Linked DNA regions of Mus musculus: region 1 is linked to region 2. Evidence: chromatin loops called from intact Hi-C (ENCODE). Cell type or tissue: gastrocnemius. All regions are shown on one strand.

Region 1 (8,000 bases), 47 kb after region 2:
TAAAGTGACAGGCAGGTAGATCAATGGAATAGAAGTGAAGACCCAAAAATGATTCCACACACCTATGGTCACTTGATCTTTGACAAAGGAGCTAAAACCATCCAGTGGAAAAAAAAGGCAGCTTTTTCAACAAATGGTGCTGGTTCAAATGGTGGTCAGCATGTGGAAGAATGCGAATTGATCCATCTTATCTCCTTGTACAAAGCTCAAGTCCAAGTGGATCAAGGACCTCCACATAAAATCAGATACACTGAAACTAATAGAAAAGAAAGTGGGGAAGAGCCTCAAGCACATGGGCACAGGGAAAAATTTCCTGAACAGAACATCAGTAGCTTATGCTCTAAGATCAAGAATTGACAAATGGACCTCATAAAGTTGCAAAGCTTCTGTAAGGAAAAGGACACTGTCAATAGGACAAAATGGCAACCAACAGTTTGGGAGAAGATCTTTATCAACCCTACATCTGATAGAGGGTTAATATCTAATATATACAAAGAAATCAAGAAGACTCCAGAGAACCAAATAACCCTATTAAAAATGGGGTACATAGCTAAACAATAATTCTCAACTGAGGAATACCAAATGGCTGAGAATCACCTAAAGAAATGTTCAAGATCTTTAGACATCGGGTAAATGCCAATCAAAACAACCCTGAGATGCCACCTCATACTAGTCAGAAGGGCTAAGATCAAAAACTCAAGTGACAGCAGATGCTGGCGAGGATGTGGAGAAAGAGGAACACTCCTCCATTGTTTGTGGTATTACAAGCTGGTACAACCACTCTGGAAATCAGTTTTCCTCAGAAAATTGGACATAATACTACCTGAGGACCCAACAATACCACTCTTGGGCATATAACCAGAACATGCTCCAACATGTAATAAGGACACATGCTCCACTATGTTCATAGCAGCCTTATAAAGATGTCCCTCACCAGAAGAATATGGATACAGAAAATGTGGTACATTTACCCAATGGAGTACTACTCAGCTATTAAAAACAGTGAATTTATGAAATTCTTAGACAAATAGATGAAACTAGAAAATATTATCCTGAGTGAGGTAATCCAATCACAAAAGAACACACATGGTATGCACTCACTGATAAGTGGATATTAGCCCAGAAGCTTAGAATACCCAAGATACAATTTACAGACCACATGAAGTTCAAGAAGAAGGAAGACCAAAGTGTGGATACTTCGATCCTTCTTAAAGTGGGGAACAAAGTATCCATGGGAAAGGTTACAGAGACAAAATGTGGAGCAGAGACTGAAAGGCCACCGGTAACCTGTCCTACCTGGGGACCCATTCCATATACAGTCACCAAACTCAGACACTATTGTGGATGCCAACAAGTGCTTGCTGACAGGAGCCTGATATAGCTCGTGAGAGGCTTGACCATTGCCTGACAAATACAGAGGTGAATGCTCTCAGCCTAACATTGGACTGAGCACAGGATCCCCAATGGATGAACTAGAGAAAGAACCCAAGGAGCTGAGGGGTTGTAGCCCCATAGGAGGAACAACAATATGAACCAGCCAGTACCCTCAGAGCTCCCAAGGACTAAACCACCAACCAAAGACTACACATGAAGGGAACCATGGCTTCAGCCATATATGTAGCAGAGGATGACCCCAGTGTAGGGGAATGCTAGGGCCAGGAAGCAGGAGTGGGTGGGTTGGTGAGCAGTTGGGGGTGGGGGTTGGGGGGAAAGGGAATAGGGGGTTTGGGGAGGATAAACCAGGAAAGGGGATAACATTTCAAATGCAAATAAAGAAAATATATAATAAAAGAAATGTTTAAAGCAAAAAAAAAAAAAAAAAAAAAAAAAAAAAAAAAAGACTAGCACAGAACAGAGAAGTCCCCAGAACCACTATCTGTTACCAACTCTGATCAGCGTGTTCCATCCAGCTGCAGGGCTGTAATAACATCTGGCCAGGATGAACAGTGAAGGACTTCATAGTTCCCATTGCTAGGGGAGTGTCTCATCTCCTGGAGGAAACAATACATCATTATGTGATCTTTTCCCTTGTAGTTGGTATGAACATTTTCTCATTGACTCGTCTTATTGACTTCTGAAACAATGAGGGGCCCCCGGAACTCACTTCCACACTGCTTCCCAAGATGAGAAGCATGTCCTGAGGTCTTCAGATTGGAGCTGTCATGTTCTGTCCTCTCTGAAAGGCTCCTTTTATGAAGGCAATGAATCAAAACACACGTGGTGGAACCTTTCTGGTGAAGACTGTTAAGTTGATTATTAATTTTTAACAGCTATTAGTTCATCTTAAATTATATGCTTCTAAAATTTCACACACACAGTTTGTGTTAGCTTAACATATTCATTGAATAGTAACCTCTTATTCTATTTAAAATCATTTTGTTTGACATAAACGTTCATTGGGCTTACAGACTATGGAAATAAGAGGAGGAGAAGGGCACGGTTTGTTGTTATCTTGTACTACAATTCTTTGAACAATTGCCCATATGTATCTGGTACTAGTTTTCCAGGTACTGAGGAAAGGGATGGAAGAGCCCTGGTTTCTAACACAACATGGTTTTCCTCATGCCAGCCTGCCAGCTTGAACTTAAAACACAGGTGGGACATGGACACCTCAGTATAAACCATGACCGCTGGAGAAGAATCCCCTATGTGTGCGGCCGCAACACCACGGATCTCAGAACCTATTTTTGAACACAGGATTAGAGTCAGAGAGAATACGTAATTTGACCCAGGCCATGTGGCTACTAAGTGACACACTCAGGGTATGGACACTGTCCCTGTAATAGCAGAGTTTCTATGACCAAAGCAATGTCACTTTTATAGGAACCAAAGAAATCTGACAAATGGACTTAGGCAGGGACAGTTCAGGAAGTGCTGATAAGGAACTTTCATTGTCTCTCCCAGGAAGATCGTACAAATTATGCTGGATCTATTTGATTGTTCTCAGCCAAGTTTGCTCTCAGAGTCAGCTGGCACAGGGTTGGAATGGGAAATCCTATAACCCTCTCAATTGATTAAAGACGGAATAAGAGCAAGCCATGTTGTGTGTTCTAATTTGTAAGAGTTTATTTATAATAAGTAAAAACTAAGCGTACATTATACTATGCTGCCCAGACTTTAACAATGCTAGCTTGAGTCACCCATGTCACTGGATCCTAAAATAATTTAAAATTGAAGAGTGTATTTTTCTACCTTAGTCTTTCTAAATTGAAATACTAGTGTCATTTCATTTGCATTTTGTATTTATCCTCTACTTCGGGTTTGATAAAAGAAGAATATACTTTTCTTCTGATATGCTAGCTTACAGACACACAAACCCATACATTACTTTCTAAAACTTTAGTTTTGGTCCTGGCAGTTTATTAGCTTATTCTCAAATCTACCTGGCAAATGTTGAGCATCTTGAATAGTGAAGCATAAGATTGGTTGCTGGATATATGACAGTGACCTGAAAGATGCTGGAATATGGCATCTTCTGTCAAAGAGACAGGGAAACAAGGTCCCCGCTACTAACAATCCTGCTTGCCGTTGCTGAGAGTGTGTTAGTTCACGTTTGAGGACTGAAAGGGGCCTCCATGCAAAGACCCCCTAAACATGGCAGTGCTGAGTCTGCAGAGGAGAAAACCGCACTGAAACCACTCAGCACAAGCCTGCTTTGCTCAACATTTTTACTCTTTAGATTTAATTTTAAATAATGTGTGCATATATGTGTACCCACGAATACAGGTGCTTACTGCAGTCCGGGTTGTGAGTTGCCCCACATGAATGCTGGGAACTGAAGTCCCCCGTGAGAGTGCTTTGCTCTCAACTGCTGAACCTTCTCTCCAGCCCAGCTTTGCTCAACTCCTAAACGCTCCAGCACAATAGTTTTCAAAGTATCATCTTCAGACCCAAGTTCCCACAGGCCCCTTTAGAGCTCTGCTCAGGGTCAAAACTCCTCTCACATCAGCTCTAAGCCAGTATTTTCATTTTTTTCCCATGAAGTCTCTCTCATGACTATCCTGTGCTTCCCAAAAGCTGCAAGACGCTTTCACAGCAGATTGGATGTGAAGCCAGTGGGAGAATCCAGCTGGCTTCTGTTGAGCCAGACATCAGAGGAGTGTGGGGAAGTGTAGAGTAATGTCCCTGGGCTGTGCTGATTGTGTGAAATTATGTAAAATCAAAAGTAGTCTCCATGTCCTCATGACATGGATTGATAAATTATGATAAATTAGTTTTTGAGAAAAGATCATTGTTCCCTTTAACCAGTTACAAGTTAAAGTGCTCCATATTGGTTATGCCTAAAGTAAGTGTTACTATATTGCACAAGCACACAGATGTCTTGCTTTCTCCATCGTTTTTAGACTGTGAAGTTCCTGAGCCGAGGTTCAGAAATGGAGGATTTGCTGCTAGCACTGCGCTGCTCGCCATGGCAGTCTTTAGTCTCTAGATATAAAACTCCCCTCATAGTCAGGACAGCCCTTGGGAAACACAGGAAAAAGTTGCTCACCTGAACTATTTCCTGTATATCTAAATGGATGCATATGTTTTAACGAATGCAATCATAACAAACTGAGGGACAGAGACATTGCAGTTTGGCCTGAGACACAGAGCTAATAAGTGACAGAACTGGGCTCTGGGCCCTGCAGTGCTGTCTACATTCACTATTCTTAACCATCACCTGCAATTTAATATGTATGAGTGAATAAATGAAGGTTTAGGGTCAGCACTGTGCAGGTGATCACAGTATCCCTAGAGGGTTGGTTCAGCTGGCTCAGCCTGGGTGCTGTTGTCAGTTATCAGTGGTAAGAGGATCTGAGGACAGGTGAAAGGCCTGGATAGGCAGCGCTGAGCATCAAGCCCTGGAAACACCTCTGCCATCAATTTGCACAGAGAAGCATCAGCTAGGATGAGAGTCAAAGTCCCAAACTCCAAACCTACATGAGCACTCAGTGGACGTCAGGATGCACAGGCACAGGGCTGAGCTCATGCTCCGCTCCTTCCATTTCTAAGCACTGTGGCTCCAGCTCTTCTGCTATTCAAAGAGGACCAAGTATTCCCTAGATGGTGTGTGATAAAATCAACAACAGAAAACATTTACTTTGGGTATTGACTTCAGAGGGGTCAGTCCATAGACATCTGGCCCCATGTGTTTGAGCAAAAGAATAGCATAGAAACAGGGTTATATGGAAACACAAGATGTTTATCTCACTGTGAGATTGGAAGCAGAGTAGAGAAGGGGTAGGAAAGGAGACAGATCGAGAGAGGAGACAGAAAGGGAGGAGAGAGGAGAGGGAAAGGAAGAGAGAGAAGAGAAAGGCTAAGAGATAAGAGAGAAGAGGAAAGAGAGAAAATGAGAGAGGAGAGACAGAGACAGAGACATAAACAGAGGCCACTTGAGGACTGACCAACCAACCAATCATTCAATGTGTATGTCTTTTTTAGGGACAGGAAAAAGAGTTCATATTGAAACCATAGAAGTCTAAATTTCGTGAACATCGCACCTGTAGGGGAAGCTTTGCCTGAATTTGGAAGATGTCCCCTTTCTGCTTATCTGTCCCCTGACTTAAGGTCACAGAGTTGGAAACTGGCTAACTTACTCTGTGGAGTGCCCGAAGTGCATCTGTTAAGTCGTAGAGGTATCCAATTGCCTGGAGTTCCCACAGTGTGCTTGGTGGGTCATCATGGGTGATTCATAGGAGTTTATAGATGTGATGGGTAGGTTTCCTAGTTACTGCATTGTCCAAGGCAGGGCATTCATACTGATTTTATTTTGCCATAACACATTCTATTTTTGTGGATTAAATAATCACATGTAGTTTGCAGGCTCGGAGATTTCACAATTCAAACTTTCAATACCAAAATTACTCAGTGTACATTTATTTAAAACTGCCCAAAAGGCAAGAATCAATAAAATATAAAAGGCTAATTATATTCTACTGAGTATACAGGTCAACTATTGTAAGTATTTGAAAATGGTGCTTAAAGATTTTCTATTTAGGAGAATGAGCAGTTTCTACCTTCTGTGTAATACAATTGCAGGCAAAAAGGGTTTTTTGGTTTTTTTTGGTTTTTTTTCAGATGTGAGAACTCAGACTCTTCTGTCACAGGCTATGCGATTCACTCACTTCAGCCGAATCCATGTTCTCCAGGGTGTATACTAAGTAAATGAAAAGAATTAGAAGTGAGGAGACTCAGAGATTCGGATGGGTATGTGTTGGAAAGAGAAGATGCAGAAGGACATTCTTCTCAAGAGACACCGTTGATCCTTTGTGTACCTTCTGCACTGCCTAACCTGAAAAGGAAGTACCAGCTGCATGGCCTTACCACAGATACACTTATTCCTAAAACCATACTTCTCAGTTGCAAACACTTGGTAGATAAAATTGTTCCTTTACCGCATGCTTTGGACACAGCCCTCCGTTCCTGAGATCCACACTGTACCCGGAGTTCATTCTTTCTCGCTCTTCACTCAGGATTCTATTAGTGGCTTCATCAATCTAGCTCTTTCTCCTCTTGACTCATGCTGAGCATTTAAAGTGATTGTTTCAAGTTCTTTTTACTTTAGTCAACACTTTTGTGAGACATTTTATACGTGATTCAGTGCACACATAAGGATAACTTGGGAATGTGTGTGCAGTATCAGAGCTGCAGAGATGAGCAAGTGCCTTGGATCTACTCAGTAACACCATTTGTTTAATAAGTTCCTAAGAGAAATCAAGGTTTCTCAGAGTGCTGATGAATTTTAAAAGTCCTCTTTGCCATTCCAATGATTCTAGGTTATATTTCTGAGTAGAGAGGCGATCCCCTTGAACCTTGCTGTGAACTTGAGAATACAACATACTTGACTTTATTTGTAGTGTACACCATTTATTTCTGCTCTTTCTGTGGGTTTCCCCTTCTTTTCTTGAGTTCTGCTTGATTTGTTGAAATTATGCCACATTATGCCACATTTTCAAACATGGATATAAATTTTCCTCTACCCATGAAGAGACTATCTTGATAGCAAGATTGCCTTTCCATCAAGCAAGAAGTGGAAGTGAAGCTATGCCAACTTTAAGTCTAGGCAAGGACCAAACAAATTATAGCCTATAGGCCAAATCTGGACAGCTGTCAATTTTTATAAATAAAGATTTATTGGAATACAGCCCAACTCATCATTTACATTTTGATTAGTGATGATTTCCTGCCAAAACAGCAGAACCGAGAAGCTGTAACTGTACAGCTTGCAAAACAAAAATATTTACTATCTAGACCTTCATGAGAAAGTTAGCTTAACTCTAGGCTGGCTTCAAGAGGCTTTGCACTCAGTCTATGAGAACATGTTCAACTGTCCAGGTGAAGCAGGGACAGTTACTTCATGGAGAGAGCAGAGACATCAGCCTTCCTAGACGATGCCATTGTGCACACCCCAGGCCTTACAGAAGCCATTCTATCCAAGAGCAGCTGACTCTATGAAGTTAGAACCACCTGGCTAATACATGGGTTTGTGCGCAGTAATAGATGACACCAGTTCCTAGGATGGTGAATTAGTTGATGCAGGGGTTTGAGGTTTTCACTCCTCTCCTTTTTGCAAAGTCATGTCTTCTGTTTCCTCTCAATTTTATTCCATTGGTGCTCACTGGAAGGTTTTAGCATGTAGCTTACAGTTACTCTCCTTTCTGTGTCCTTTATCACCAATGTTGGCCCTCCTGTGACTTTTTTAGCCAGCCTCCCCCCAACTTCTATGCCACATTGTACCAAATTTTGGTTCTGCCTTAAAATAGGCCACAGATGAGACATTATTATTACATATCAGTTTTTATTGTTGAGGTCTGTTTAGACTTACTCATTCCTTCTTCTGTTTGTGTCTCATTATTTCCTCTTACAGCAGGAACTGTCTATACTACAGTCTGTTATGTGGTTATTTGGCATATGCTGAGATTTTTCAGCAGCACATTAGAAGACATTTTTAATAAACATACAATTCTGGACTGGTAGGTATTCTTGCAATGATGGTGAGGTACTATTTTTTGGCTTTT
Region 2 (8,000 bases):
CCAGGCACTGTTAATCCTTGCCTTATTTTCCAAATGTTTCTGTCTATTCCCTCACTCTGTGAAGCACTCACACCCAGTAGTCAGAAGGCTTCTGTGAAATGTCAAAAACAACATTGCTCCCCTCCCCCATCCCTCCAGTGACTGCATTCCAGTCTCCAATCTCCATCAGTTTTCAAGCCTCTAAGGTCTGTTATCTCCTTTACTTTCCTGCTGCTCAAGCTTGGCCCATCTGCTTCTGGAATTGTCAGTGCTTGCCTCCCCTCCAGACTTGCGACTTGCGTCTGCTGTTCCCTTTTTCTGGAGCACTTTCTCCTTCCTGTCCCCAAAGAGCTACCTGCCTGATCTTCCAAGTCTCTCAGATGCCAGGCCTTAGTTAGACTTTCTCTAACCAGTCTATACAAACTATCACACTACTCTCACACTGGCTTATGTTAACAGTTTTACTGTAACTCTGAACCGTGCCTGATCCACATTGGTTATCAGTCACTCTTTCCACTATGGGAAGGGAGCTCCTCACACACAGGGACATGATTTGTACCTTGTAGAAAGAACATGATGTCTGATACATAATGAGCAGGTGTTAAGTAAGTGAGTGACACAAAATCCTCTGTCAGTCTCTCAGCCGTTTTCTGGACTGTCTCCTCCTTGAGGCAAAAAGGCTGCCGCAGCTCCCACTGCCTTGTGCTCACACGCTGCTTTCAGAGAGGAGAATCAGTAGGCACTGGTCTTTCCGCACAAGTATTTCTCTAGAATGAGCTCCCCAGAAGGCTTCCTTTTACACTGTACTGACAAGAACTAGAGCAAGGACTGTCCCCTACCATCAAGGGATCTGGGTAGGCATTTGATTTCCTAGTCTGTGGAGAGGGAGACATGAAGATGAGAAAAGTAAGATTAATAAAATGAGAATGTCAATAAAATGCCAGGACTACTGCATCCCACTGCAGCTCTCCCATGGCGGAGTAGAGGTTCTCTAACCCAGGAGATCTCAGGACATCGTCATCCGTCAATGCTCTGCTTTTTCCTGCCCTTCACATCTTGAAAACACAGCCATTTATATGACTTACCTTTCCAATTTAATAACTTTTATGAAATGAAAACCTTTTCAGGTCATTATGTGGGGAAATCGCTTATACATTTCCATGATTAAGGAAGGTTGGTAGAAGGGTAAGGCAAAGGGGAGAATGAAGAAAAATGGCCAGAGTCATGTTCTCTCTAACCAGCCAAAAGAAGGAAGGATGCGAGAGGTCTCCCGAGCCAGGCTGCTGTGCTGGCAGCGGGCACTGGGGCGAGACAAGGGCAGAAGTGAGAGGCCAACATTGCCCATTTATTTCAGATCCTTATTCAGGTTTGATGAGAGAGCAAAGACCAATCTTGTGTGTGTGTGTGTATAAGGGAATATGTGTATCTGTTATATGTGTGTGTGTGATTTGTGTCTATATGAGGGGGATATGCATGTGTGTGTGTATCTGTGTTTGCATGTGTGCACGTGTACTTGTGTTGTGAACAGATGCTTGTGGAAGCCTGGGGCTTCTTTCTCAATCACAAAAGCCTTATATACTGAGGCCAGCTCTCTCACTGAATTCACAGTTCAGGAGTTCAGCTAGTCTAGTTAGCTCCGGGGATCCTTCATCTCAGCTTCCTGACGGCTAGCATGATAGGCAGCCGCTGTCCCTGCTTGGAGCTTAGCTTCTGAGGATTCAAACTCAGATCCCCACACTTGGCAGGCAAGCACTTTAGGTCAGCCTTCTCCCAGCCCCAGAGACTAGGCTCTTATATAACGTTTCTAAACCAAACCATAAGGTGTTTCCTCTGCAGGTTGACATTGTGGCTAGTGGCAGTGGCCTCCAGGCTCTAAGGCAATCTAAAAATCACAGTAGCTCGTCTGTGCTCTAGAAGAAATGCGCCTTCGTGGGTTCCATGAGCTATTTATGTCGTCCTGCTGACCAGAGTGAAGATGTGTTCTGTAGTCCTGACGAGTCAGAGAACAGACAAGAGAGTAATCTGCCCAAAATCTCGACAAAAGGGCAGGAAGAGGAAACCAGGAGACCCTCTTCCCTCTTATCTAAGGGTTGTGTCCCACTGTTCCACAATGCCAGCGTCCTGGAATCAGAGAGTGAGATGGCATGGAACTCATGATGACACCAGGTCCCACACACCACTAGTGTTTTTTTTTCTGCGAGTTTTCATTTGTACATCTGTGACACAGACAGCCTTTGTTAAAAAGCACAATGGAAAACATGTGGATTGGAGCTAATTAAAATCATCAGGGACTGTAAAAGTCCTTCAGTAAATGTGGCCTGGGGGGTGAGCATGCAGGTCGCTGTCTGATTCACATATACATCTCAATAGCAGATCAGCAGGCTTGCTGATCTATTCGAAGTGACTCTCTGTTCTTCCTGCTCGTTATTAAAGATAAAATTAAGAAGAGATTGACCACGAGAAGTGAATGCTTGACTGGGGAGATAATTGGATTCTCAACTTAATTCTCATACTTGTCACAGATGACCCTGTGACCATGCTGTGTCACCACAGAGGTAGGGAAACAGGTTCTGGCTCTGCTCTGCAGAGTGGGTGACAGGCAACTGTGACAGAGGTTGAGTTCATTGCTCTCCTGTGGTTTTTATCTCCCACCAAGAGGACTGCTTTAGGTTAATGTGAGCAATGTGAAAATTTAACAAATGGTAAATTTCTAGAATATCACTTGGTAAATTGGATATAGATATTAGCAACTATTACAATGTTGCTAACTGGACTACATACATGGCTAGTAAATAGAAATGTGAAAGAACAAGCTGAAATGGATCTTTGACAAAACCAATTTAAGACAGTACATGAAACATATTTTATTCTCATATAAACATAATCCTAAATCCTGTTACTAAGGAATTATCGCACGATGTTTGTTTCAAAAATTATTGAAGACACTTGCCTGTGTAAATGTTGACATAAAAAGCTCTTTCTCTCCCTCTAAATTGAACTGGTTGGAAGTGTTAGCCAGGAACAAATCATCCCATCCAGGAAACTGAATCAATGAGCCCAAAGGCTTTGCTCAAGTGACCTCTTTCTCAAAATAATAAATAAATAATTAAATAATTACATAAATAAATAATTACATAAATAAATAAATAAATACAAACAATGATTGATACCATTAGGACCAAAGAGCTAGCTAAAAAGGTGTTTTCCAAGGCTGCCAAGAGCAGGGTGCTGCCTTCATTTTAAAGCAAGTCTTTGTTCTTCTCAGGGCTGACTGGAGCTCATTTTCTTAATGTTCAATCTTGAAAACTGACTCTCTGTGGCCTCTTGCCATAGCAACTGTCAGGGATCCTTGGCCTACTGATTTTCATCATACCCAGGGAATGTTGGCACACCCAACATACTCAGCTCAGATTGGCAGCTTTGGGGCTATAGCCTGAGCATAAAAGCACTATGTATGAATGTCATTTGGGCAGAGTGGTTTCTGTTGAGTACTGTGGCATATACGTTGTTAGGGCTGACAGTATTGCAGTTCCCTAGCAGGGTACTGCACAATTCATCACTTCTCTGTCTCAGGTGCACAGACATGCATGTGAGACACTGCAGTCAAAATCCAGATGTGCATGTGAGACACTGCAGTCAAAATCCAGATGTGCATGTGAGACACTGCAGTCAGAGCCCAGTGTGCACTTGAGATATTGCAGTCAGAGTTCCATACTCTGAATCCATTCATCATGGCCTTCTATGTGTTATTGTGATCTTAGCCTATGAGGCTGGTCATGTGCACCGCGTATATTATTCTCTACACTGTTGTTACCAAATACATGACAAGAAGCAAATTAAGGGCAGGTTTATGTTTGCTCCCAGGCTGAGGATACAGCCCATCATGGTGAGGAAGGCATGGCCAAGCTACAGAGACTCTGTTACATCATCAGCTGATTGTGAAGCAGAGACTATGGCTGCAACCATGGCTAAGCTAACAACCTTTTATTTCCCCACCCAACCATCCTCCATCTTTCATCCAAGTCTCATGTTAGAAAGATCCGATAACCTCCAAAAACTAGAAAGTAAGTATTCAAGTATGAACTTGTCGGGAGGGACATTGTCCATTCAAACTGTAACATCACATCACATATGATACACCCAGATTGAGTGTAAAAAATACCAATACCTCCAGCCTGGAAAGACTGAAGCAAATACAAGAAAGAACAGCAGAAACATACCAGAAGAGGAAGTGGCCAGCAAAGTGCACATATTTTAGCATTTTTGGTTTGATTTGGTTTGGTTTGGCTTTTTGTTTTTGTTTTTTTCAGGTCATCCTCTACCACTGTCCCAGAGTACTCACCATAGGGCCATTAGAAGTTTCTACAGTGGATATGAACATGTCACTGCTGTTATTAATCATTTCAGCCACCAGCTGAGAGTATTATGAAATTGCTCCGCCTTTCAGCTCTCATCCCTACTTCTCCCCGGCTCCCTGACACAGCCACCCCAGATCGCTACACCATATGTTCCAGCAGCACTGAGCTACTTACAGTTTCTAGGCCCTGACAGATGGCATCTTGATCCCTTGCCCATCATGCCCTCATGTCACCTGTTTCAAAAGTGAGGGCTTCTTATATGTCAAGGGTGACTCTAAACTGCTTCAACATGTGGCGGCTGTTCCCTTCATTGTGGGAATTTAATTTAAATTGCTCTGTGTGTGTGTGTGTGTGTGTGTGTGTGTGAGAGAGAGAGAGAGAGAGAGAGAGAGAGAGAGACAGAGACAGAGACAGAGAGACAGAGAGACAGAAAGACAGACAGAGAAACAGAGAGACAGAGAGACAGAGAGACAGAGACAGAGAGACAGAGAGAGGGACATGATTTGTCTGTATGTGTGAGTACAGGTACTCAGGACCCACAGCACTTCGGTGGAGATAGAATAACACTTAGGGCATCAGTTCCTGCCTTTCACTTGGTTTGAGACAGAGTCTTTTGTTGTTTATTGCTGCATAAGACAGACAGGCTAGCCAGCTGCTCTCCACCCAATCAGAAGCTTCTCAGATTCTCCTGCCTTCTCCTTCCATGTCAGTGATGGAGCACAGGGATGACAGATGTGTGTCCAGCTTTTCTGTGGGTTCTGAACTGAGGTCCTCACATTTGCACAGCAAGTGCTTAATCCATTGAGCCATCTCCCAGCCCAGTTCATAACTTTCTACTGTGTGTACCTGGGCTTTTCCTTCTGTCTTTGGTCAGCCCTCAGCATCAAGCCTCTTTGTGACTCTTACTTAGGGACCGCTGGTGTAGGGCTGTTCCATAAACAGCAAAGGAGTGGAGAAAATGGATGAGCTGGCCTTTCTTATCTCTTCTGTCTCCCTTTACTCATGTGCCCACCAGGAAATCGGTTTCCTAATCACAAGCTCCCAGGTCTTCCTGATCTGATGCCTGGTCCCCGTGAGCCCTCAGATGTGAGGGACAGAAAGAAAGGTAAAGTGGCTGACTGTGTCTTCGAGGGCATATAAAGGATGATCTATGGGAGCGCTGAGCTCCAAATCATATGCTGATAAAAGCAGCTGCCCTGCCTTACCTGCTGTCATTGGGCCTGTTGCAGGAGCCGTTTGAGCTGTTTTGAAGGCAGCTTTTTGACCTGCCAGAGGCTGCTCAACAGCTTCCCTGCTGATTTGCTGGCAGAGCTGAAAGGGCAATGGGCTGGTAGTCATAAGCTGAATTCCAGGCTGGGGCTGTAAAGCTGGAAGTCTATGCAGCCCAATTCAGAGCCTTTTCCCCTGCTGTTTGGCTGACCTTAGTGAATTCGGTGACTGTGAAGAACGCAAAAACTTTACAAAGTAGCAGGTTTACCAGGACCGGTAGAGGGCAGCTTTATTCACACCTTAGCCTGAGAGAGCTGCAGTTTTAGACAAGTGTACTCTTCAAGAAGTTCAAGTGAAGAATACAGCATGAGACATATTTCAATACTCAGATGAAAGGCCAACTGGGACCCAGGACTCTGGACCCTTTCTGGGTAGTCCTCTCTCAAAGGATACTGAGCCATAGTAGTCACTGGTAGCACTTGGATATGTGTCTATCCGTATCCTGAACTGAACGGTGACCCAAGGCCAAATAAAAGCTCTATTATAAGTATCATTGTGTACCTATCTGCTGACTGACTTTGGGTTTCCTCATTGTAACCCCTGAGAACTGGGGAAATTCTCCATCATTAGATATGCAGTAGGGCTAATAGTCTGTACATGATGATGAGTTTATGTGGGCCAAAGGCATTAAAAAACCTGGTGGAATAATGGCAAGGAAAATTACAATGGAGAATAAGCATGATTTCAGCTAATTATTATTATTAAGAATTATTACTGCAGTCACTGTGTATGAGGCACAATGTTTGAGGATTTTCTTACAGGCTTTTAACCAGTGGTACTGTGGATAGAATGGAATCCAGTCCAAAGGTTGTAGATTGACTTTTTAAAAAAAACATATTTCAACTACATATCATCTAAAAGCTGGCATATTTTTGATGTAAAAACACAAAGAGATTGACAAGAAAGAGAGAGAGAGAGAGAGAGAGAGAGAGAGAGAGAGAGGACAAACAGCAAAGCTGGAGGAGAGGAACCAATGCTAGAACACAGACTTAAATAAAGATGTAACACTATAAATGTACACACACCTAAAAACAGACACCAAAACACACCATGAAGAAAACCAACAAAAACAAGGAAATCTAACAAAACATATCTGAGAGTTTAAAGGCCCAGTTTGAATGATTGATAAAATTAGACAAACATACACACACACACACACACACACACACACACACACACACACACACACACACACAGAGAGAGAGAGAGAGAGAGAGAGAGAGAGAGAGAGAGTTAAATTAACAGATGACACAATCTCCTCAATTACAAATGTGTTTGTCTTCAAGACCAATTGCATGCTAAATCCAAGAAACAAAGCTTCAGTAAACTTAGTTTAAATACTGAGATTTAAATAGTGAGAAAGTGTGTTCTCTTACTATAGAATAATAGAGTATGAAGGTTCAGTCATAGGAAATTTTGGGGATATCCCAAGTTTATGAAAATTAAAGAACACATACCTAAATAACTGATGACTTAAATAAATGGAAAGAAGAGATGACATTTTGAGAAGATGAAAATGAAGATCTGCCAGAGCTTATAGAATGCAGCTGAAAGTTAAAGGAGATATAACATAAATGACTATATATTAAGGAGGAGGAGATCTCTCAAGTTATTAAACTCAACATCCCATCAGAAGACACTAAAAAATGAAGACCAAACTAAACTTAGAACAAATAGAAAGAAAGATTAGGGTGGAAATTAATGTCATGTCCCACTAACATGACATATCAATATGCAAATAAAAACCATACTGAGATGCCTCCTACATTCTATGAGGGTCTAAAATAGAAATTTCTGGTTTCTTTGGAGACTCAGTTGTGTCATGTGATGCTGTCTTATGAGAGGGTGTTTTTGCTGAAGCAGACACATCGGAGGATGTTTTGTTGAGAATTGACTTGTGGTTTTTTGGGAGGCTGTCTGGAAAAAGGGCATGTGATGTTTTCCTAGAGCAGATGCTTGAAAGAACACGTGATGTTTGGAAAGGGTATAAATAAAATTCAACAGTCCGTGGACGCCACTGTGTAGTATTGGCTTGCCTTGCCATTCTTTGCTGGTCTTTGTTGGGCTTTGCTGACAATGGTCTTCGCTGAGGATGCTGTGTGGTATCGGTTTGCCTTGTCACCCTTTGCTTATTATCATTGTTTGTATGACTTTGTAGAGATAAATGCAACTAAGAACTTCTGGTGGTATTTCAGTGGCTTCTGGCCACTTCCATGGACTCAGGCATATTGACAGAGCCTTGTGGTTTCTTATGGCTCAAATTGCCCTTGCTGGTTTGTGAATGGTGTTTGTGAGTGGATCGAGCTTCGAGTGCTGAATTGTGTGAACTGAACAGCTGATATCCTGACAACACAGATAAGATTTGCCCCAAAGAATTATTTTTATATAGGTCCA

What was found. Hi-C counts contacts between places; a loop is a spot of excess contacts. Peaks named below come from ENCODE experiments on the same cell type or tissue, not always from the same donor. Only the 100,000 strongest peaks of a DNase experiment are listed, where the experiment ranks them.
Region 1: a loop joins it to region 2, with 2.2 times the contacts of the local background. A loop is called at or near these places in 2 of 42 quality-filtered maps.

Annotation. Positions count from the first base shown.
Region 1 is chr16:29,144,030-29,152,029 of GRCm38, reverse strand. No RefSeq gene overlaps it. Among named protein-coding and RNA genes, the nearest start is that of Plaat1, 62 kb to the left of the region's middle. In gastrocnemius, no CTCF peak of the experiment used is centred here; no DNase peak of the experiment used is centred here; H3K27ac peaks cover 294 bases.
Region 2 is chr16:29,190,685-29,198,684 of GRCm38, reverse strand. No RefSeq gene overlaps it. Among named protein-coding and RNA genes, the nearest start is that of Plaat1, 15 kb to the left of the region's middle. In gastrocnemius, a CTCF peak has its summit at 5,858 (motif pointing right); DNase peaks (open chromatin) are centred at 6, 3,350, 4,514 and 5,634.